3 separate regions of the Mus musculus genome follow, and all the other regions are linked to region 3. The links are chromatin loops, found by intact Hi-C in ENCODE. Cell type or tissue: heart. All regions are shown on one strand. Region 1 overlaps Gm40915 (a long non-coding RNA gene). Region 2 overlaps Gm40914 (a long non-coding RNA gene). Region 3 holds the start of Lncbate6 (a long non-coding RNA gene).

The links. A loop is a pair of places that touch in the nucleus more often than their neighbours do. Peaks named below come from ENCODE experiments on the same cell type or tissue, not always from the same donor. Only the 100,000 strongest peaks of a DNase experiment are listed, where the experiment ranks them.
Region 1: it touches region 3 in a loop (2.4-fold over the local background); 9 of 42 quality-filtered maps call a loop at or near these places.
Region 2: it touches region 3 in a loop (6-fold over the local background); 10 of 42 quality-filtered maps call a loop at or near these places.

What each region holds. Positions count from the first base shown.
Region 1 is chr13:37,618,621-37,626,620 of GRCm38, reverse strand. It overlaps Gm40915 (a long non-coding RNA gene), which reads left to right. Exons shown (of 4, transcript XR_873251.2): 3 at 3,603-3,772. Among named protein-coding and RNA genes, the nearest start is that of Gm40915, 5.0 kb to the left of the region's middle. In heart, CTCF peaks have their summits at 4,670 (motif pointing right) and 6,009; a DNase peak (open chromatin) is centred at 6,600; H3K27ac peaks cover 1,661 bases.
Region 2 is chr13:37,478,274-37,486,273 of GRCm38, reverse strand. All of the region lies in intron 1 of Gm40914 (a long non-coding RNA gene), which reads left to right. Among named protein-coding and RNA genes, the nearest start is that of Gm40914, 5.0 kb to the left of the region's middle. In heart, CTCF peaks have their summits at 2,911 and 3,435 (motif pointing left); DNase peaks (open chromatin) are centred at 2,993, 3,473, 3,943 and 4,543; H3K4me3 peaks cover 1,676 bases; H3K27ac peaks cover 2,716 bases.
Region 3 is chr13:37,538,256-37,546,255 of GRCm38, reverse strand. Lncbate6 (a long non-coding RNA gene) reads right to left here and starts at 6,120. Exons shown (of 3, transcript XR_382205.2): 1 at 4,848-6,120; 2 at 3,064-3,260. In heart, a CTCF peak has its summit at 4,327; DNase peaks (open chromatin) are centred at 3,165 and 4,345; H3K27ac peaks cover 2,036 bases; H3K27me3 peaks cover 278 bases.

The DNA of each region.
Region 1 (8,000 bases), 80 kb before region 3:
ACAGATGAAAAAATAACAGAGACACTCCCCTGAGTTGGGGCCATTATCAGATTTGGGGGTTTACCACTGTACCCAAGTTAGGTCTGGCCACTTATTCTCAAGAAGCCTAAGGCAATTAAAAGCGCCACATTAACAGTGCAAAGCAGAAGAAAGATACCTATTTAATATGGCCACAGTGGGAAGAAGGGAGAAGAGATGCAGCGAGTCCCTTCCCTAAATCTGTCTTCAGAGACCTGGAGGGAGCTCAAAGCATACATAGAGGGCCAAGGATGGGCTGGTCAAGGTGTGGTCCTGCCCACTACTGACCTGTCTCTGGGCTTCAGTCTCGTTCTATAAGGTGGTCTCACAAGTTGTTAGAACCGTGTGGAATCTCTTTCTCAGACCATCCCCCCCTTTATTTTGCCTATCGTGAGAAACCTGGGGTAATTCCCACATCAGTAGGCCCGTTGTTCCAGTAGCTGATACTGAAATTGAGAGACAGGGTTGGAATATCTTTTTAGAATATCTTCATTTCTAGCCAGGACAGTTACAGGGCCACCACTGCACTTGCACACATCGGACTTTGGGCCTCTTTGTCTACATACCTGAGGGACTCTGGGTAGCTGATATTTGCCTATTGCAAAATGTGTTCCCAGTGTTCATTGCCTCCGACTTTTGGCTGGTTTAGAGCCAGTGAGGATGGGTGAACAGAGGAGCCGAGGCAAGAGGGAAGCCAGGTATCTCTTCCTTGCTCCTCTGTGGTTGAACGGACTGCTTTGAATCTGGGGACGAATGAAGTTCCTTTTCCTGGCCTGAGGGCAAGCGTCGGAAACTCTACCTCTGCTGGGCTATCCCACTCCCACTGGGTCTTTGGTTCTTCTAATGTGTTGGCCACTGACCCTGTGATCCATCCCTTCCCTGAGCAAGGCTGGGCTTGTCTTTTTAACTGGTCTGTGGGTACACAGGAGGAAGCCAAAGCCCACAGGAGCCCTGGGGTGTGCGTGAGCAGTGAACAGGTTTTGTTGTCGGATTGGAACTTTACAGATACTTGAGGCTCCGCCTCCCTGTTGGGCAGGTGCTCTTGGCGCTGGAAGATCATCTTGGGCCACATTTTATTGGAAAGGAGGGAACCTCAAATAAACTGTGGGAACCACAAAATCAGTCTAAATTAGCTGAGCAAGAAAGGCAAGAAAAGCACTTCTTTTGACTTTAATGGGGAAAAAAGTGAAGGAAAAAACAAAACAAAACAAAAAAAGTCCAAATGGTAAAACCCGAGGGTGAAGATTTGCCTCTTATTCATTGTGTGGGATCCTCATGAGGGACACAAGGGGTCTAGCTCAAACACCTCATTATGACTACTTACGAGTCATCGAGGAGGCTGGCACTTGTGACAATCTGGGCTCATGGTCCACTTGGTCAGCACTCCTGGTACCAGCATCAGGATTGGATTCTGGGACTCTTGGGCTCTGCATCTGTTCCCAGAGCTTACCAGTCCTCACTGACAGCAGCTCAGATCCACTGACCATTCACTCGACCTTGCCCACTGTCCTGCAAACCTAAAAAGCCTCTGCCCTGGAGCCATTTGCTTTTGCCTACTTCTTTGACCATGGACAGGTTGTATCCCTTTGTATCCCTGCTTTTAATTCCTTTGTGTGAGCATTGTGTCTAAGCTCTGCCCCACAGTTACCTAGCAACAGCCAGGTGTGCCTGACTCATTATAAAAGGGGCTGCTTGCCCCCTCCTTGCTCTCTTGCTCTCTTGCTAATGCCTTCCCTTCTCCCCTCCTCTCTTCATGTGATCATGGCTGGCCTCTACTCCTCTACTTCTCTATTCTCTCCCTCTCTCTGCCTTTCTCTTCCTCTTGACTCCTCTTCCCATGCCCTGAATAAACTCTATTCTGTATGATACTGTAGTTGTCTTCATCGTGTGGCTGGACCCATGCTGAGGCATTCCTTCCCTCCCCTCCACCACTCACCACAGCCCCATAGAACATACCCCCCTCCCTTATCTCTTTATAAACACATCACTTTGGACATATACCCAAAAGTGGAATTAATGGGTTATGCGCTTCTTTTTTTTTATTTCATTCACTTTTGATGTTTTATGTATGTGGATGTTTTGACTGCATACGTATCTATGTGCCACATGTGTGTCATGCTCTCAGTAGTCATGAGATGGGGTGGGATTGCTTGGAACTGGAGTTAGAGACAGTTGCGAGCCACTAAGTAGGTGCCAGGAATTGAACTTTGGTCTCCTTCAAGAGCAGCAGCTCTTCCCTGCTGAGCCATCTCTCTCTGTTGAACTTTTGGAAGACACTCCGTACTGTTTTGCACAGGGTCTGCACCATTTAGATTCCCGTTAATGGTACAGAGATTTGAATTTTCAGGGACTCTTGACACAAATACGGTGAATCTTCCTTTCTTCCTTCTGTCGCTCACCACTTTCCTCCCTTTCTCCCTTTCTTTTTCTGCTCTCTGTCTCTCTGTCCCTCTTTGTCTCCCTGTCTCCATCCCCTCCTCCACTCCTCTCTTTTCACAAGGTCAGTTGGCCCAGGCTAGCCTTCAACTCATAGCCGAGGCTGACCCTGAACTCCTAACCCTCTTGCCTCCACCTTTCAAGTGTTGGGATCAAGGCCTGTGCCACCAGGCTCAGCTCCTCCCATCGTGATGGGAGTTAAACATTTATTAACCCTTTACTTGATAATCTTACAATGTGTTTAACATGTGGTGGGAGCATTCCACTGTACATGAGAAGTGTGCCAGGCAGCCTCAGTTTCCTTCTGCGTCCATCGCAGTCCCTTCTCTCCTTCTGCAGGCAACAGCGACTCCAATGCTTCTTCCTAAGGCAGCCCCTACACAGATATGTTTATGTGCCCTCTCTTACATCCAGGAGCAGGCATTTGGAGTCGCTTCTCGCTCCTCGCTCAGGTCTGTCTGCTTTGGGGTCTGCTATGATCTGAAAAGACTCCATGGTGTGTTCTCGCTGCAGTGAGCTATTCTGCCATGATGGGCTGAAACTCTGAGCCCAAGTCCATCTTCCCTACCAAGTTTCAGTCAGTTATTGTCACAGCAATGTCACCACAATTAATACAGCCAAAAAGAGAGAGTTTCAGCGTTCAGGGGATATCTGGATTCAGAATTGCAGGTAAGAGATTAGATCTGCAATATTTAGCCCGTGCCAGGCCCTGGGTGGGCATCCTTTTACACCTTTGTTTATTTAGCTTCAGAATATAAAAATATGGGGCTAGAAAGACGGCTCAGTGTCTCTTTTTCCAAAGGACCCGAGTTCAATTCTCAGCACTCACATGGCAGCTCACAATGGTCTGTAACTTCAGTTCCACCCTCACACCAATGAACATAAAATAACGCTAAGTAAACTATTAAAAATATATAAATATACTCTAGCTGTGCAGAAGTTGGTTAAGTTGTTTAGACTTTGGGTTTGGCTAATTTGTGTGTGTGTGTGTGTGTGTGTGTGTGTGTGTGTGTTTTGCAACTTTTTGTTTCAAAATAAATAAAAGAGTAACAATGTTTAAAACAAATAAAAGTACTTTAAAAGTTTTCTTTTTGTTACTAGTTTTTATGTGTTTATGTAAGTGTGTATTTGTATGTGTATGTGTTCAGGTACCCTTGGAACCCAAGAAAAGGAGTGAGATTCCCTAGAGCTGGTGTTACAAGCACTCTGAGTCACCTGGCATCAATACTGGGAACAGAGCTAGGGTTCCCTAGAAGAGCCACAAATACTTCTAACCACGGAGCCATCTCTCCAGTCACCTGACAGAAGTCAGCACATGGTAAGACAGACTAACAAATGTGCTAGTCTGGGTCTCTCTTCCTCTTCCTTAAGAGCCACACATACCATCCTAGGATTCCTACTCCCACCTGCCCTAACAGCCTCCTGGAGTCCCCACCTCTGCACCATGAGCGTGTGAAACTGGAGGTTAACTTTCCAGTCTATGATGCTTGAAGGACTACATTCAACCCTAGTATGTCTGAGTCCCACACAATAGAAAGGAAGTGTTTGACTGGTGAGTCAATATGACCGGGTAGATGACCCAGACATGACATTTTGTTAAGGACCTGTAGCTGTCCTAGGAGTGGAGAGGCTGCCAACCACGAAGAGCCTTGAAGTCCAAGGCTTTAACACCCCAGGGCGGCTCCACCCACATTGTCCGTGTTAGTTGATGGCATGAATTAGCTGGTGGTTTGTTACATTTAATTAGAAAGTAGATGCTAGAAACTGGTCTCTCTGTCTCTCTCTCTCTCTCTGTGTGTGTGTTTCTGTGTGTATATTTCTCTGTGTGCATCTCTGTGTGTATATCTCTGTGTGTCTATGTGTGTGCATCTCTCTATATGTGTTGATTTCTGTGTGTCTCTCTGTAGTGTCTGTGTATCTATCTATGTATGTGTGTGTGATTATCTCTCTCTGTGTGTGTCTGTGAATGTCTGTATCTCTATGTGTGGTTATCTGTGTATGTCTGCGTGTATTTTTATGTGTGTATCTATCTGTGTGTGCATGTGTGGTGTATGTGTGTCTATCAGTGTGGTGTGTGTGTCTGTGTGTATATGTATCTATCTCTCTGTCTCTGTGGTGTGTGTATATCTGTGAATGTCTGATCATTCCTACACCTTGAATGTTGTCCTGTCCAGGGGATAATAATCTTTCTCTAGTGTGCACTGCCTCAAGAGGACACTGTGGCTATGCTAAACTCTAAGCCTAACCAGGCTTCAAGTAGAAAAAGAAGTCTTGAGCCTGTCTCTCTCTCTTCATGTGACAGTGAGGAGAGCTGGCTCTGTCTGGCTCTGTGAGTGATTTTTTGGCTTGAGGCCACCATAGTTATATCTGCCCTGGTCCAGGGTCTCCTTCAGGTAGCTGCTATCTGCTATCTCTAGTCATCATGGTTCAGGTTTATCATCCTGTTTTATGTGATGGAAGAGGGAGTGTGAGAGGACCTAACAAGAGGATGGGCCTGTGTAGCCCAAGGAAGAGAACTGTTTGTGACCTGGTATGCCATCAAAGCATGGCTGGCTCATAAAGTCTAAGTCTGAGTGACTCAAGCTTATTGCCTATTATATTTAGATGCCCAGAATGGTACCCTGTCACTCCTGTCCTCACACAGCAGCTGCGTGCTGGCCTTGGGCTACGTCTTTCTCATGTAGTGTCCTGGCTGACTTAGCAGGAGTATGCTGGCTAGAGTACTTTCACAAAGCGTGCCCACCGTGCACTATCTGCAAAGTATCAGCCTGCACTGTCAAAAGATCACACTTTGATGCTCTGAGGTCAGCCTGGTGACTTTGAAACCGTCCCATCCAATACCACTCCAGCTTTGCTGATGGTCAAACCGGTTCCCATCACCCATCACCATCTTTTTTTGTTTTTTGGTTTTTTTTTGGTTTTTCGAGACAGGGTTTCTCTGTATAGCCCTGGCTGTCCTGGAACTAACTTTGTAGACCAGGCTGGCCTGGAACTCAGAAATCCGCCTGCCTCTGCCTCCCAAGTGCTGGGATTAAAGGCGTGCGCCACCACGCCCGGCTCACCCATCACCATGTTGACCATTCTGGAAGTTTCTATGTACGAACAGGAAACATATAATCCAGGTGGAAGAGAGGGAGGGGCCACAGTTCCAGGAGCTCAGTTTTCTTCCTGTTTCCTGATTTTGGATGAGTTACCAAAAGCCAGTGGAAGGCATCTGCAACTCTTTTTAATGATATAGAAACCAGGCTAGGCCCTGCCACCTCTATAGCACATGGTGACCTACTGTGGTCAAATGTGGAATATTGCAGAAAGAGCTCAGGGCTTGGTCCATCTAGTCCCAAACCAGTGCAGACTCAGCAGAAGCGAGTAGGAGATTAGAACTGGAGTGACCTGGGTTTGCTGGCGGCGGGGTGGGGGTAGGGAGAGGAAAGGGTAAATTTTCGAATTTTCTAAGATGCTGGGTCAGCTCCCAGCCTATCTGGGATGTAGCCTGCAGAGAAGGCTGGGTGATGAAGGAGGCCATCTGGCTGTCAGGCTAGTATAGACATGGGGTGACCTTGGGTCTGTCTGCTTGTCAGCCTGGAGGAAAAGGAGGGGGAAGAGGAGGAGGAAGAGGAAGAAGAGGGGAAGGCCAAAGAGCCATTGGCCAATGAGGGCTATGTGTGTGAAAAGGGACTTTGGGGTTGGATTTGTCTGTCACGAAGGCAGGGCTCCCTTTGTTCTGTGCTGTGCAGATCCAAGGTGAGCAGCCAGCCGGCCTCACTCCTCCTGTGGGTGTATTTTAAGCTCTCAGAGCGCTGGTACTCTGTACCCTTGTGGACTTACTGTCTGCGTGGGAGCCTGGGCTCCTCTTGCTTCCCCACAAGGCAAGGTCACTCCAGGCTGGTGGTTTGTGCAATCCTGAAGTTTGACTGTGGGACAAAAGTCACAAGTCCTCTAGTAGCTCTCATGATACCTGCTCTGAAAAGTCCCTAGCTGGTGGAGACTGGTGCCATCCTGTCCAGTCCTCAGCTGTCAGCTCAGTGTGGGGGGGGACACACACAGGACTGTCTGTCATCCGGCCAGGCTGTGGCCACAGCTGTGGTACTGGAGGGCTCCTGAGGTGGGAACCTGTACAGGGTGGCACAAAGCACGAAGCATCGGCTCAGACCTCCTGGCAGGAGCCTGTGAGTCTCTCTGCTCACTTGCATAACACTTCCTGTGTGTGTTTCCTCAGTCTCAGCAACGGTCAGGTCAGCAAGTGACCTTTAAAACCACTGAGAAGCCGCCACTTTCGGAGGCCAGGCTGTCACAGAGCCACCCCTTCCTGCCACCCTTCTTCCTGCTAGGGCAGCTGCACACTAGAGGGCCGATGAAAGAAAAAAACAAAACAAAACAAAACAAAACAAAACAAAACAAAACAAAACAAAACAAAACTTAAAGTTTTAGGCCAAACATGGTGATCCTAACCTGAAATCCTGGCATCAGGGGACAGGGAGGAAGAGAAGGAGGAGGAGGAGAAGAAGGAGGAGGAGGAGGAAGAGGAGGAGGAGGAAGAGGAAGAGGAGGAAGAGGAAGAGGAAGAGGGGGAAGAAGAGGAGGAGGAAGAGGAGGAGGAGGAAGAGGAGGAGGCATTTGAAGCCAGCCTAGGCCACAGAGGAAGCTGTCTTTAAAAAAAGCAGTATTTGTGTGTGTGTGTATGTGTGTGTGTGTGTGTGCACGTGCGTGTGTGTGTGTGTTGTGTGTGTATGTGTTGTGTGAGTATGTGAATGAGCGAATGTATGTTGTATGTATATGTGAGTGTGCATGAGTGAGTGTATGTTGTGTGTGTGTGACACTCTCTATCCATTCATCCATCAGCAGGTACCTAGGCTGACTGCATCTATAGTTCAGCTCCCTTGAATTGTGCATTTGTGTGATTGCACACGTGAAAGTCAGAGGACAACCCCAGGTGTCCTGTCACACCTACACCTCAAGAGTTGCTTACCTTGATTTTTTTGTTTTTGTTTTAGGTTTTGTTGTTGTTGTGTTTATTTGTTTTTGTGTTTTAACACGGGGTCTTGCTATGGAGCTTTGGCTGGCTTGGAACTTGCTGTATGAAGCAGGCTGGTCTAGAATTCAGAGATCTGCCTGCAGGTGCTTCCCAAGTGCTGGGGTTACAGGCGTAAACCAGTATGCCTGGCTGCTTCCCTTGTGTTTAGATATAAGCTCTTCCCTGGATCCAGGGTCTCCCTGACTCTACTGATCAGAATGGCCGGCCAGTGAGCTGCAGGCTACACCCCTCTCCTTGTGCAATGCACTGGAATCACAGGTGCATAGAGTAATACCCGTTTTATTTTTATTTTTAAGGTTTCTTTTTTTTACTTTCGAGTGTCTCTCTTGTGTCTCTCATAGTGTCCACAGATGCCAGAAGGCAGCCTTGGATCCACTGAAGCCGGAGTTACAGGCGGTAGTGAGGCCTCTGGCGTGGGTTTTGGGAACTGAACTCAGGTCCTCTGGAAGAGCAGCAGGCTCTCTAACCTCAGAGCCCTTTCTTCAGGCCCCATGCTCAGCTTTGATTTGATGTG
Region 2 (8,000 bases), 60 kb after region 3:
TTACTGCAAGCTAAGGATACAGTACTTTGTGTTTTAGCTACACCATCTTACTTAACCCTTACAATAGCACTGAGCTTGTTGCTATCAGCACTACTATCTTAGACATGAAGAAGGCAGTTCAGGGAAGTGAAGAATAAATCCAAAACACTATGATAAAGATTAAGCCTCGGGCTGGAGAGATGGCTCAGTGGTTAAGAGCACTGACTGCTCTTACACAGGACACAGGTTCAATTCCCAGCAGTCACATGGTGACTCAAAACCATCTATAATGGAATCTGATGCCCTCTTCTGGTGTGTCTGATGACAGCTACAGTGTACTCATATAAATAAATAAATAAATTAATTAATTAATTAATTAATATCTTAAAAAAAAAGATTAAGCCTTCATGGTGAGTGAGACCAAACACCTAACAGTGCAGAGACCCTTTTGTGGTTGGTTCATAGGGACTGTGGAGGCTGCAACTGAAGTGATAGCCTCTATCAGGATGTGTCTGCCTTTACAGCAGTAGTACAGTGGGAGACAGGCCAGAGAGAGGTTTCAGGCAATGTAGAAGAAGTGTCTTCTTTTAGCCAGGTGGAGTTAGTTTACAGAACAAACAAATAAAACAAATCCTGTAAGTATTCATTCCATGGAGTTTTTATCCAAAGCTACAAGCATCAGATTGAGTTTTTAATGACAGCAGCAGTGTGCTAGGCAATGAGGGTGGTGATCAGTCCACTTGGTCACTTTGGACCAGAGCCTGTCCCGTGAATATCTTCCAATCTGGTGACTGTTTCTAAGGTCAGCAGCCAACGTTATGGCTCAGTATTTCTCGGGTTGGAAGAACTGGGTTTCTTTTATATTTTGTAGGGTCTTGAATGGTTGTCAGTGGGAAATTTAGTCTGAATTCCTGGTCTACTGTTACAGGAAATCAGAACGCCTCCCAATGCTGGCAAAGTCCTCCACACACTCCGATAGGTTCCTAGCCACTGTGTTCTCACTGTGAGTGATGGGTCTATCTATGAATCTAGTTTAGAGGTTCCCATAGCCTCTTCTTATTTACGTCATGAAGCTAAAGGAGGAGAGAGTCCCAAGGGCAGACCATGGAAAAGCAAAGGCAGAGAATCAGGGCCTCAGAGCCTAAGGTTCCATGGGGGTAGTAGCATTGACTCCAAAATAACTAAGAATTATCTGACCAAGAAACATCGGGTATGGTGGACGGGATGGGGAGACTAGCCTTACTTAGGTCACCTGCTGTAGGTCAGGGCCAGGGCAAGGGAGCTCTTCTCAACAGGGTGGACATGAGACTGAGTGTTGGGAAGGAGGTGAACAGGGCATCTTGCTTCAGCCTGTGCGTGTTGGCTAGGCGAAAGCTCAGTGCTAGGATTTGGTAACCTGTCACCTTCAACTTGACACTTGAATCTGCCCAGGCCCTTTGAACTAGAACATGTCATCTGAAGGTCTTCCAATCCGGTGACTGTGAGTCAGGGCTGTCCTCTGGGGGCTTGGGGAAAGAAATGAGTAACCAGATTGCACCAGACCCTCAATTGCTGTCTCCCAGTGACCTACCCCGACTGGGCTCTAATTAGAGTCCAGAAGCCTTCTCCTGGTAGAAGCCTTAGTAAAATATAAAGAGGCTCCTTGGCAGGATAGGCAGGAAACCACTCCTAGCTGCCCCTGGGTCCCTTACATTGTGTTCTATTTAAAAAAAAAAAAAGAGAGAGAAAGAAGCCGGGCGTGGTGGCACACGCCTTTAATCCCAGCACTTGGGAGGCAGAGGCAGAGGCAGGTGGATTTCTGAGTTCGAGGCCAGCCTGGTCTACAGAGTGAGTTCCAGGACAGCCAGGGCTACACAGAGAAACCCTGTCTTGAAAAACCAAAGAGAGAGAGAAAGAGAGAGAGAGAGAGAGAGAGAGAGAGAGAGAGAGAGAGAGCGCCAAGGATGTCTCTGCAGGCCTATGCTGAGCCATCCCTTTCCCCTGAGTGTAGTCTTAGGAGAGCTGGGTGTTTCAAGTCCAGGTGTTTACTCAAAATCTACATCCAGGACCGTTCCAGTGAAGTAACCTACAGATGTGCTAATCTACTCTCACAGACACTGCCGCTGCTGCTGGGCCTACTCCTTCCTACTCACAGATGGGTCCACAGACCCTGGACAGCAAGGAAACAGCCAGCTTTCCTAAGACCAACATCCATACACCCATTTTCTTAGGTTTCCCAGAGACATGTTGCCCCAAAGTCCGCAGGAAGCCCCTAAAAATTACGGCGACCCGATTCCTGCTTTACCATCACCTCTTTCTAGTTTTTCCTTTGTAAAAAATTAAATCAAAACGGAGGAATGTTAGTATTCCTTCTAGGCTCTGCCCCACAGTTACCTGGCAACAGCCAGGTAGGCTTGGCTTACTTATATAAAAGGGGCTGCTTGCTCTGCGCCTTCTCTTCCTGACCCCTTCCCCCTTCCCCCTCTTTCCACATGTTCCTGGCCAGCCTTTCCTCAACTCTCTTCCCTCTTCCCCCGCCCCCTCTACTCCTTTCCCAAATCCCCTTCCCTGCCCTAAATAAACTCTATTCCATACTATCCTATGGCTGGTACCTCAGGGGTTAGGGGATGCCTCAGCATGGGCTAGCTGAGGCACCCCTCCCATCTCACCATACCTGGCTCTATCAAACATATCTTTGGCTCTTATTTATTTATTTATTTATTTTTTAATAAAACACAACACCTTAGAGTGTGCAGCTGCTGCCGCAGGGGACGCCCCAGTGGCAGCTCTCACTTGTCCGGGTGGAAGGAAGGATGCGACGGTCTTACCTCGGAGGCCGAGGGGTGCGAGCAGGGTGTGTGAGAGATGCAGTGTGATCAGAGCCTAGCGGTCTGGTCTCAGAACTGGGTCACCTCACAGAACAGCACAAGGACTTGTCCCGTTGGCAGGGATCAGGTTTCGTCCTTCCTTGTCAAACCCAGTGGTGCCCCCAGGCTGCTGGCAGCTCCCAGGCGCTCCTTTGTCCTAGAGTTGCAGGAGGCCAAGGAGCAAAGTGACACAAAAGGCTGGGTGCCCAAGTTCCCCACCCTCTCTCTCTCTGCACAGCAGCGCTGGTTCTGCCAGGGTCCTCGACCCAGGGGGGTTCCGGGGCAGTAAGGGTGAGACCTGCACAGCCACTGCTCGACCTTGCCAAGAGGGGCCTGCTTTGGGGATTGGAGGGTGCCTTCCCTTCCAACAGCCTGGGTCTGGGTCTTTCCAACTCGTATTTCTGCTGACGCTGGAGCCTGGTGCTTTGCCTTTAGAGACACCCTGTAATTGAAAGGAGGAGGGAGAGAGAGAGAGAGAGAGAGAGAGAGAGAGAGAGAGAGAGAGAGAGAGAGAGAGAGAGAGAGAGAGAGAGAGAGATTCTTGCTGCCTGGGTTCCCAGACACTTGCTGCCCTCTAATGGCTCCTGCCTGTGAGTTTCCAGGCGCAGGCCTTCCTTCCTGTAGGGTCTGTGGTGTGGGTTTCCTTCCCTTTGGTTAGCAGGCCCTTTCCCCTATAACTGCTGAAAGAGCCAGCCGTTTCTCGTCACAGGGAAAAGATGTCAAAAGTCGAACCGCGCTGGTGTGGCTGGCTCAGAGAGCAAAGACTGGCTCGGTGTTTCATTGCTGGTCCCGAAATAACTCACAGTAGCATTTGTGCGGCCTCTGCAACCCTGCTGTCTTCGGAAGGGACAGCTCCTCCTTTCTCTCTCTCTCTCTCTCTCTCTCTCTCTCTGTCTCTCTCTCTCTCTGTCTCTCTCTCTGTCTCTCTCTCTGTCTCTCTCTCTGTCTCTCTCTCTCTCTCTCTCTCTCTCTCTCTCTCTCTCTCTCTCTCTCTGTCTCTCTCTGTCTCTGCCCTGTTGCAGTTCTTAGCAGCTTCCTATGTTGAGAGAGGAAAGCCACTCTGGCAAGAGCCAGCAATTGTCAGCAAGTTGTGCATACAAAGGGGCTTCCTTTTCCTGCCTGGATCGGGGTGGGGTGGGGCAAGAGCTGTGGACCAGGGTTCCCTCCCCTGATGCTTTCTGAGGATCCTTAAGAACCAACTCCAATGGTAAACAGGGACCTGTGGATAAAAAAACATCTCCTGAGTGAACACTTGAAGACCTAGAGACACAAGTTGGACAGAGTCCAGTTCTGTGTAGAGAGGAACCAAGTACTTAATCAAGGAACCAAGGTTAGAGGTACGGCAGGAAAACCTGGGACACTTGCCTATTTTGGTAGTTGGGAAGCTTGGCCCTGGATGGAATGGAAACAAGCTGAAAGCAGACAGACAGACAGGGTTTTGCTCCCATCAGCTGAGATCTGGCCCAGAGAGAATGGTGTGAATATACACTACGACTGGCTGGGAAGAAAAGAGGATGCAAAACTTACAGCCCTGGAGCTTAGAATGTTGTGAGGAATGAGGCTTCTTGGGGGGGGGGGGGAGCTGGGGGAGGGAACGCCATTTTGAGATGGAGTGCAGGGTGGACTTTCTTAGTTTTTTTGGGGGGGGGGTTGAGGGTTGGTGGCCACGGAGGGATGAGGGTCACCAAGGAGCGAGGGAATGGCCCTAGGGAGTTCTGTGTGGGGCTAGCAAACTACAGCGCTCCTCTGCAGGATGGACAAAGGATGGGAGAGGCAGGAAGTGGACCTGCTGGGCTGGAATTTGAATGAACTGATGGAGCATCTTTTTCACAAGAGGGCTAGTGGTCCACCCCTTCTGGTTTTCCCTTGTGGGAAGGGAAAAGAAGCCTGCCTTTTTAAAAAATTTTTACTCGGGAGCTTAGGTTGCAAAGGCTTGCTGTTGAGAAATGAGTACAGTTTTATCCTTTGGCTGCTCAATCTCCCAGAATCATCTCCCCCTCCTCCTTTTTCTCATAATGCTGAACAAGTCTGAGAGAAGTCCATTAAGGGTCCAGTATGGTGATGCAGGCCTTTAATCCTAGCACTAGGAGGAAGGCAGAGGCAGGTGGATGTCTGTGAGTTCAAAGGTTGCCTTAGCTACATAATGAGTAAACAATAAGCTCCTCTCTCAAAACAAAACAAAAACCCTAACAAACAAACGAAAAACACTCAAAAAAAGCTAAACTTAAAAACAAAAAGTCCTCCTCCTTGTCCTCCTCCTCTTCCTCCTCCTCCTTTGTTGTTCCCCCATCTCTCTTCCTTCCTTTCTCCTTTTTTTCCTTCTTTCTTTCTTCTGCTCTTTTCCCTACCTCTTTTTCTTTATAGAACTCACCTGGAATTCTGGTTTCTGGTGGCCTAAAGGCGCTCATTTGTCTCTAGATTGTTAGTAGCGTTGGAAGCACCTAAGAGCCCGGTGTGCAATTGCATAAACCTAACAGGCCCACAGAGTCTTGTTTCTCAGCTTCAGGGGTTGGTAAGTCAAGAGGAAAGCCAGCTCTTAGTGTTGTCTTACTCCAGGGTGTGGAGGGGAGAGAAATAATAAATATTATTTCCACGTGGAGACTTGGATTGTTTAGGATCACCCCCTGCTCCCAAGCCCCAGTTGGAACATGGCTGGAATATTGTTGTTCTAGGAAGTGGTTTTCCATCTTATTCAGCCAGGATCCCCTTTGTCTCCCATAGTATTTTACACAATGTGAATTTCAACCCTGAAGATGCAAGTATGTCTCCAAAAACTGTGTGTGCGCCCAGTGATACTCATTTGCTCTCTGGGTTTTTTTCTTTGCGGGGTGAGACAGCATCTGTTTTTTTCATTTTGTTTCGGGTAAAATCAAAAGTTGCTGGCAGGCCCTGGGCTTGTATACTACTTTTAAGGCAAATGAGTAAAAGCAGAAGACACCAAGACGCTCTTTTATTTAATTATAATTTTTTTGCCTGCAGCACTGGGATGGAATCCAGGGAGGACCTAGGCTAGTTCTCTCTCCCCTCCAGCCCTGGAGGTATCTTTGAACCTCTGAAATAGTATGATTCTTGTTTCGTTGTTCTAACCATGGCTAGAAGAAGCCAACACAATGAAAACACTACGTGTCCTGGGGACAATGGCACCTCATGGGAGCACTCTGCTTTGGCAGAGTGCATGTGCCTCCAGGGATGCCGGGCACAATGGAGAGCATGACAAACCTCACGTGCCGCCATTTGTTTGTGTTGAGCACAGTCTTACTGCGAAGCCCGGGCTGACTTCCTTGTGTCCAGTTCTAAACCCCATTTCTTTGTATTTCCACACTACAGGGTGGGCATGAAATTGATAATATTGTTGCATGTTGATGATAAAACTCGGGGTCTCTGGCTGGGCAGTGGTGGCACACACCTTTAGCCCCAGCACTCAGAGGCAGAGCCAGGCAGTTGGAGGCCAGCCTGGTCTACAGAGCAAGTTCCAGGACAGTCAGGGCTACACAGAGAAACCCTGTATCCAAAAGTCAAAACAACAACAACAACCCCTCAGGATATCACTCACTGGGTGCAAAATGGTTCTCATGTGTCAGAACATTTGGTGCCTGGGTGGTGGCAGGGCTTTGGGAGACTCTGAAACCTTTAGGAGGTAGTGCTTGATAAAGTTGGGTGAGAAAGTTGTGGTCCGTTCCTCCTCTGTCCTCAGTCCTCTTCAAGATGCCCAGTTGTGAGCATCCTCTATGCGTCCCCTTCACCAAGAAGCACTTAGTTGGCTTCCTGACCACAATAGACTGTTTCTTTCAGAGGGCGACTGTTTCTTTCAAACTGCGAGACCCAGTAGATTTTTCCTCCCTTAAGATAATTCCCTCAGGTTTTGTTCACAGCATCAAGAGCAACACCTTTGACAATCCCTCTGTTCCTGAGCCATACCCCTAAGTCACTGATGGGTGCTTGTTTTTTTTTGTATCCGGGAATGCCATCTAGGGTCTCTCACTCTAGACGAGCACTCTTCTATTGAGCTTGCACTTGAACTGTGTGTTCTGTGGGGAGTGTGCAAATATGCCTATAAAGAGCAGAACGCGGTGCCTTCCTTATTCACTCATGCTAAAGCTAACTCTCCACGTCTCAGCCCTTCCTACCTCCTCCTTTTTTCCTTTTGGCAGAGCTGGGGGTGGACTCCATGGTCTTATTTGTGCTTCAGAAATACTCTCCATCTGAGCCACACCCACAACCTGACACATCACTTTATTTTAAAAATTATTTTATAAAGATTTATTGTTTGTAATTACATGCAAAGATAAAAAAGATGTAAGCCTTCCCATCAATACGTGCACCTGCATGTAGGAGAGCCCTTGAAGGGCAGAGGCATCAGATACCCTGGAGCTGGAGTTACGGACTATGACCACTTGGTGTGGGTGCTGGAAGCTGGACTTGGGTCCTCGGGGACTGAACTTGGATGCTCTTGAATGTTGAGTCATTCTGAAAGCCCCATTTTTAAATGTTTGTTGTTTTTTGTTTTTTTGTTTTTTTGTTTTTGGCTGGGTGGGTACCTGTCTTTCTGTTTCTGTAGGCTTGTTGGGAAGTTAATAATCCTATAGATCTAAGCCTCTTTTCCTGGGTGAAGTTGGGAACGGTCTCTGACAGTGCAGACAATGCAGATCTCAGTATGTCAGTCTCAAAGAAGTCAGTACACTTTGTTTTCCTTTCTTCTCTTCTCCCTTCTATCTGTTAGTACCTGCGGAGATGGAACCGGAGTTCTCATGTGTGCTCAGCAGGTGCCCGTCTCAGAGCCACACCCCCCACACCCAATTATTATTATTATTGTTGTAAATAAAGGCTGGATTCAAAGGATCGAATGGGCCGAGATGTAAACTGGCTTCAGCGAGAGCTCTTGGCTACACTGAAGTCTGTGCTCAGGCAAGAGAGAAAGAATTTGGGATCAAAGCAGGAGAAGCTTTGTAAGAGAGTCAGGAGTGAGAAAGGAGATCTCGGTCTCTTTGTAGAGAAAGCAGCTCAGATCACACACAGCCCAAGAGTGTGTGAAAGGGTGGGTCGCAGTGGCAGTGGGTAAGGAGCAGGGATGCCAACTCTGTGTGGGGCATCTGGCTGAGAATCCACGCCCACAGAACCCAGGCACAAGGTGGGGAAACCTGCAGAGAGGCATTTTGGCAGTGAGTGGAAAGGGGG
Region 3 (8,000 bases):
AGAGCAAGGAGGCAGATTCTAGGCAGAAACCCCTTACAACTGTGAGCCAAAGACCCTTTTCTCTTTCTAAGCTGATTGCCTCCGGTATTTGTTCTAGCAACAGAAGGCTGACTAACATCCCTTAAGGTAAATCCTGTGCCGGTCAGTTTTTGTCAGTTTGACACAAATTGGAGTTAATTTGGAAGAGGGACCCTCAACTGAGGAATAAGCTCCATCTGATTGGCTGACTGCTCCTAGCAACCACATGGTGGCTCACAACCATCTGTAATGAGATCTGATGACCTCTTCTGGGGTGTCTGAAGTCAGCTACAGCAAGCAAGTGGGGCTAGAGAGAGAAGAAAAAGTGTCTAAAGACAGCTACAGTGTATTTACATATACTAAATAAATAAATCTTAAAAAGAAAGAAAGAAAGAAAGAAAGAAAGAAAGAAAGAAAGAAAGAAAGAAAGAGAAGAAGTCATACCAGGACATATCCGGTGTCCTTTCCCCAGGAACTCACTACATCTAGATAGGTGGAGGGATGGCTTTATTTAACTCCTCTTTTTTTCCAACAAAATGCTTATTGGAAATCAGCACCCAAGAGATAGACTAGCCCAGGGGCTGATGGGATTGCATGTGGTAGCATCCCTTGGACAGTTAAGGAGAGAATAGGTGGGTACTTGTGGGTCATTCATTTTTAGAATGAAACTATGTATTGCTTCCATGTTGAAAAAGCTTCTTTTTAAATAAAACAAAACAAAACAATTTTTGAGGCTTAACCTCTCAGTTGAGTATATGGAAAAGTTTGATAGCAGGGGTCCTGGAAACACCAAGATGTGACACAGACCTGGGAACCCCCAAACAAAGTACACTCCCTGCCTCTCATCTCCTAGGATTTCAGAACCCTTGATGTGAGTGCTTCAAGTAGCACAGGTACACCCCCCCCCCAAAGCTCTCAGAGATGTTGGAATTTGTGAACGTTTTTGATGGTTTAATAAAGTTAGCTTTGATATCTTGTCCCCTTTAAAAACGAATCAAAATGAGTTAGAATCTTTGAGCAAGATCTACTCACTCCAAGTGTGTATTAGTCAGTTGGGGCTGGGTGATGCTGTGATAGACAAGCATCCCCATAAGCAGCCTAGGACTCAGTGATTTATAGTAGACCTCACATCTGCAGGATATACATTCTAAAACCCCCAGCAGTTGTTTGAAACCCTAGACAGCATTTGTTATAGCGGAAGTGTCCCCTACAGGTTCACATGTTTGAATATATGACTCCATGGTTTTGGTTTGAAAGGTTATGGAACCTCTGGGTGGTAGGACCCAGATAAAAGGAGTGGACCTTTGCAAGGCAGGCATTGAGGTTATTGTCTGGCCCCACTTCCTGTCTCATCGCTGCTTCCTGCTCTACTCAGATGAGACTAAGTAGCCACCTACTCCTGCCAGCTCTCTTGCCACTGTGTCACATCTGCAATTATGGGCTATATCCTCCAGCCATGAGCCAGAATAAGTGTATCTTCCTTTAAATTGATCCTTGTCAGGTATTTGGTCACAGCAATGAGAAGGTGACTAGTATAGGACTGAACCCTAGGTACACTATGTGTTTCCCTATCTACCCTAGTGTTTTGCCACACAGTACCAGAGTTAAAACTATTTAATGCCCTTGTGTCTGCTTTGCGCCACTACTCCTGTGCTTTCGGGCTGTTACTAAGAAAAATAATGTTAACAACTCAAGCACTGTGAGATCATAACCATCAGCCTGATAATCAAGATGGCTACTAAGTGACTAACGGGAGGGTAGCAAATAGAGCCTGGATGTACCAGGTGAAGGAGATGATCAAGATAGGTACTAAGTAACTACCGGGAGGGTAGCAAATACTTCATGGATGCAGCAGGTGAAAGGATGATTTATGTTCCAGGTGGAATGAGTAAAGCAAGATGGTACGTTACTCGGGATGACAAGCAATTTAGGATTTACAAGTTGTTTGTTTTTTTCCTGGACTTTTCCACTTAATGTTTTGGACTGCAGTTGACCACAATTAACTACAAGTTCTAAAAGGGTACCAGTGAGTAAACGGAGCCTAGCGTACTACCTGTTTTTAACTGCACACCTGTATGGAGAGTGCCCTTCTCTACTTTAATCCTCATTTGGGGACCAAGATGAGCAGGCACCATCCTCAGCTCTGCCCATCCCATGATGGAGTGCCTAGGAAGAGATCTGATGACTCCCAAATTGCACAGTCTGGGCGGGTAGGGAGTGAGATGATGGTGCAATTTGGTGGAAGCCACAAGGCTGGAGGTTTTCTCTTGTTAGTGCTTGCCCACAGGCGCATCATCTAACCTACCCCAGATCCTCTTCCTTTCTTCATGGCTGCAAGTGCAGGAGGCAGGGGTGGCAAGTCGAGGGATAATTATGCCCCTTAGACTTTCCTGGGAGGAATGTTGTATGGATCCTCATACAGCCAAGCCAGGAAAAGTGAAATTGGAATGAAAGGGAAGAGAAGTATTTTAATAACAGGGTAGAGAGGGCTCTGGGACTCGCAGCCAAGAGATGTGTATCTGCAGCAGGATAAGACTTCAGGTAAGAGAGCCCTAAAGAGCAGCAGCTTCCACTTAACAGCGAATATTGCTCTCTTGGAGGGAGGGGGCTTCTTCAGCATGGGGTTCCTTCAGTTCTCCATACGTCTCCCTGTCTTAAGTTTATGGAATCGGCAGAGCTCTGAAAGCTAGTAGGAGTGTCCAGGATGCTGGATAAAAAAAGGGGATGATTACCGGGCTAGCCTCAGCTTCTCATGAGTAAAACTAATTGCTTTGCTTCATGTGAGACCACCAGAAAAAGCCCTGGGGCTTGCCACAGTAGCACGGAGAAGGAAAATTTGTCTGCCTGGTCAAGTCTTCCTCAGATTGACGTTATGATAGGCAGAGTCTGCGTGCACACTTAGTCTGCTCTCTCCTGAGAGAGGAGGCCAGACCAGGAAATAGTTGCAGGGGCATCTGTGCTGTGCTCGGCCACCCATGAAGCAGCCAGCCTCCTTCTCTGTCCACTTGCCCATGGCCCCACAAGTCTGACCTGAACTCAGTGTACCTGCTTAGGTAGTGGGTCCCACGGCGCCTTGATCTTCCACAACAGGGAAGCCCCGGGGCAGACGGTGAGAGGCCCATGATGCAAGGCACAGAGCAATGTGCTGCTGTGGGCTGTGCCTGAAAGCGACTAGAAGCAGGAACATCGGCACAATGGGCCCGGCCTAGCCAAGCGGGTAAAATGTCAGGGCACTGTAATCTCTGCAACAAGACGGTGTGAAACTTGGTGAGACTCATTTCAACTAGATCGAAGTTCTTCCTGACCAAAGACTATGGTTGTGGTCAAATGAGTCTCTCAAAGACTCATTAGTGACTTGAAGTGATGGGGGCGGGGCCATGCAAATACCCTTGGACACATACTGCGTAGGTCAAAATGATTGCCCAAGCTGCAGCCATTACGTCCACAATCCTGCTAACAGCAGCATCAGGGTTGACAACCAAACTTGGTAGAAAGGAAAGGCAGTTCTCCACTTGCTTCTGAAAAACTGCATATGACCTATGTGACGTTTCACTTTATTCTGGGTGCCCTCACGCCGAGCTAACAAAGTATCAGAAAGTTAGATCAGGATATAGGGGTCAACAGGTAGCTTGTCCTCCATTAGGGTGGGGAGCCTTGAGCCAGCTGCAGGGTGCACTCAACCATCAGTGTGTTCCTATTTCGCAAGGACACGGGGGCTAAGGAAGGAGATTGGAGGAGGGGGTGCACATAGGTATGGGAGGGATAAGAGGAAGCCAGGGTACAAGGAAGTATGAAAGAGAGATGAGTGTGATGCCAGAAGAAGGGGGCCATAACATGGATCCACCAGCTGATTGGGTGCATCAAAACCACCCAGCCTCCATGGGCAACCGATGAGGGTGAGTGGGAGAGCAATTCTTGCCAGCAGCCTCTATCAGCTGCAGCTGACCTCATGCTCCGATCACCCTTAACATGCCCTCCCACCCAGCCTGCAAACACTCCTGGCTTGCCCATCTTCTGCCCACCCCCGACTCCCACATGCCTGGAGGGTCTATGGTCTGAGTACACCCAATCTGCATGACTCTTCCTCAGGACACTGATGCGATGTGGCCTTATTTGCTCCAGAAAAGCTTCTTGGGGGGCGGGGAGGGGGAGTAAGGGTAGAGGAAATATAAATTAAAACCTTTCCAGTCTTCAAGACATTCGTGACCAAGGGATAGATAGCCCCTATCCTGGCTCTAAGCTTCTCCTGTGACAGCATGTACCAGGGGCTGAAAAAGCCAGGAAGAGAGCCACCCTCTCCACCTAGCGGTAGCCTGAACTAAACAGAAACTAGCCTTGTGGTTTCCCCCAGACCTGTGAGAGCCAAAACCACCAGTTGCCAGGGAGGGCATCCGCTCCTCGGAGGAGGAGTCTGCTCCATTGTCAGGTTCTGTGGCAGAGCATTTGTCAGCTCAGACACGTCAAGGAAATGTCACTCATTGGAAAAGGACCTACTGTGGCCAGATGTCCCTCCCCCCGGGGCAGTGGGTGTCATTCTCTTTCTCTCTGGCTTTCTGTCTGTCTGTCTGTCTCTGTGTATCTGTATTTCTCTCTCTCTCTCTCTCTCTCTCTCTCTCTCTCTCTCTCTCTCTCATGTGTGTGTGTGGTGTATGTTCACACATATTTTTAGAGAGACTTTTTTACTGTGTAAAAAAAGTAGGCTGGTCCTAAACTCTGAACGCTGGACACCTCCTCCTCCTCCTCCTCCTCCTCCTCCTCCTCCTCCTCCTCCTCCTCCTCCTCCTCTTCTAGTCTCGGGATACCAAGGAGCTAGAATGGCAAGCACTTACCACTGTCTGTGCCTGGTGTGCCTCATTTTCGGAAGTCTCCAGCAGTCTGGCTGTAGAGGTTGCAGTGGGATCAGGCTTCTTTCCAGTTCCCTCTCTGACCCTTCCCCATTTCTTCCACAGAGCCTGGGGCTCTGGGCTCCTCTTCCTCCTCCCACAGTCTGTCTCCTGTGGTGTTAAATTTCACCCACACTGGGGTCTTTGTTAAACTGACCTTCATTGTATTTCCTCGTAGCTTTGCCTGACCACAGATGCTGGCCAGAGGCAGGAAACAGAGCTGTCCTTCAGAATGGACCCCAGTGGCATCCATGTCCCATGCTGTGATCATTGTACTGAGGTGTGGCTGCAGAGAGCATCCCTGGCTGGCCACCGGTGGGCACTCATATATTCAGATCTACTTCTCTGTGTGCAAGCACAGGTGTGTGTCCCTCTGCATATGTGTTAGTGCCTGGGGAGCTGAGAGTGACACTGAGCATCTTCTTCAACTACTTTCCTCATTAAAACACACACACACACACACACACACACATACACACACACACACTTATTGTTATATATATGGGTGTTTTGCATGCTCGAGTGTCTTTGCATCACATACATTCCTGATGACCCTGAAGGCCAGGAGAGGACATTGGATCTCCAAGAACTAGAATTACAGATGGTTGTGAGCATCCATGTTGGATGCTGGGACTTGGACCCAGGTCCTCTGGATGAGCAGCTGATGCTCAAAACCTTCAGCTCCATCCTCCTTACTTTTTAGAGAGAGGGCCTCTCAGTGAATCTGGAGCTCCATTTTTGACAGACCTTGGGAACAAGCCCCAATGATCCCGCTGCCTCTTCATCCCCAGTCCTGGGATCACAGGCGCAGCACTGCACTTAGCTCTTATGGGGGTGCAGGGGATCGTGCAAGCACTTTACATACTGAGCTGTTTCCCCAGGTCCCTCAAGTCTGCTTTTCTTAAATGAAAAACCAAACAAAACTCGTTGCGCAGTGAGAGATACGAACACTGAGTGGTGTTGAAGGTGAAGGCCAGTCCTGCCCCAGTTGACTTGGTACCCTTGTTACATGCTCTCATTGGCTAACTGAGTTAGGTGGCTGCTATTTCTCCAAGGACTCTAATTTTCAGTGTTCTGTTACCTGCAGTTACAAATACGCTCATATCAGACAATGCAGTTATAAAGCAAGACAGCAAACGCAAAGGATTACTGTGGTTTATTTTTTGTGTCTTTTGAGATGTGATCTTGCTCTGTAGCCTTGAGGAGCCTAGAGCTCACTATGTAAACCAGGCTGGCCTCAAACTCAGAGAGATTTACCGTCTCTGCCTCCCAAGTGCTAAGTTTAAAGGCATGTACCACCATGCCTGGCTTCTGATTCATTTTAATATTTAAAATTTATTATTATTATTATTATTTTTACAGTGTTAAGGGTTCAGCCTAGGGTCCCGAAGGTGGTAGGCATGTACTTTCCTGGGCTACATCTCCTATTCCTACTTGTTTTTTCTTTTTTAATTTTATTTACTTTATTTGGCTTTGTTTGTTTATGCACAAAAAATGGTTTGCCAGCATGTATGCATGTGTATCATGGGCATACGTGGTACCTGTGGAAGTCAGAAGAGGGCGTCAGATCCCCTGGAACTGGAGTTACAGATGGTTGTGAGTAGCCATGTGGGTGCTAGGACTTGAACCCAGGTCCTCTGCAAGAACAGTAAGCACAACTAACTGCTGAGCCATCTTTCTAGCTCTCTACTCTGAGTTTTTTCTTAAATGCAAAATTTATCTTCAGAAGTGACTAGGAAACTTTTAGAAATAGATCCACAATTTTTCCTTTGGATATAATAGATTCTGAACTGATCCAGCATATACACACTATTTATGTTTCAGAATTAGACCCTTTGAGCCCCCCTGGAAAGTGCATATCCTTTATTGGGAAGGGGGGCAAAGAGTCTCTACTGGTGTAGTAGCAGTGGTGTGTGTGTGTGCGTGTGCGTGTGCTTGTGTGTGTGTGTGTGTGTGTGTGTGTGTGTATGTGTATGTGTGTGTGTGTGTGTGTGTGCACCAGCTCGTGTGAGAAGCAGGAATAGAGGGAGAATTCATCTGGATCATGTGCAAGGAACATAGGATTATGATATTATTTCTGCCTAATGAGGAACCTGCAATGCTAACAGAACAATATTATAGTGTAAAATAGGCCTGCCAGAGAAAGAGGGTGATGGGGACACCTGTCAGTCAGTTAACGCGGGCTGAAAGGGCTTATGGGAAACTATTCCGGAGGAGCTGGCATCTGGCCTGTAGATTGGCTAGTCTTATGGTGGTGACAAAGTGCCCCATGTAAAGAACTTGAGGGAAGATTTGCTGATGCTCACAGCTTCGGAGGCGTCAGTCTGTGGCTGCTTGGCTCCATTCTCTTGACAGAGCATCGTGAAGGTGGGAGGGCGGGATGAAAAAGCTTCTTCATGGCAGAAGCTGAGAGATGGGTACAGGAAGGACCAGGTCAAGATACAACACCACAGAGTCACCCACGGCGACCTAATACTCCGGCTGGTAGCAGCCTCTTACTTTTTGTAGCATCTCCAAGCCATGCTTCCAAATTATAAATCCATCAAGGGGTTGGTTAATCCACTGATTAGCTCAGAGCCCTTAGGATCCAGTCACTTGTCCTCATCCGCCTAGTCAGTGAAGGGACACTTCACACTCCATAACAGCATGCACTTGCCCTTTTGGATGGTTGAATGTCTATGAGAGGACACAATAGAGGGCCTGGGTAGAGGGGACAGCAGCTGCCATGACGGGCCATAGGTCCCTATCCCACTGCCCCTTTCTCTTTGCTTTGGACTCCAAGTCCAGGTCTGTCATGCTCACCTCTTCACAGATGAGTAAGGCTCTCAATGCTCCTGAGCTAGGCTGCAGTCCCCTCTGCTTTGAAGGCCACACAAGAGAAGTTGCCATCCGCTGGAAGCAGTGCTGAGAGAGACTCATCTTGCTTGGCATCTTCTCGTAGGACCACAGGACTCTCTTGCAACATCTTTTAAGTACCTCGAAGTTATGTGCCTGGGAGGGAATGTCCAGGGACGGACACTGTGCAGGCCAAGATCTTCCTAACTTTCTGTCTCTCTACAGTTAGTATGAGGAGGGAGGCAAGGGAGGGAGTGCTCCTCT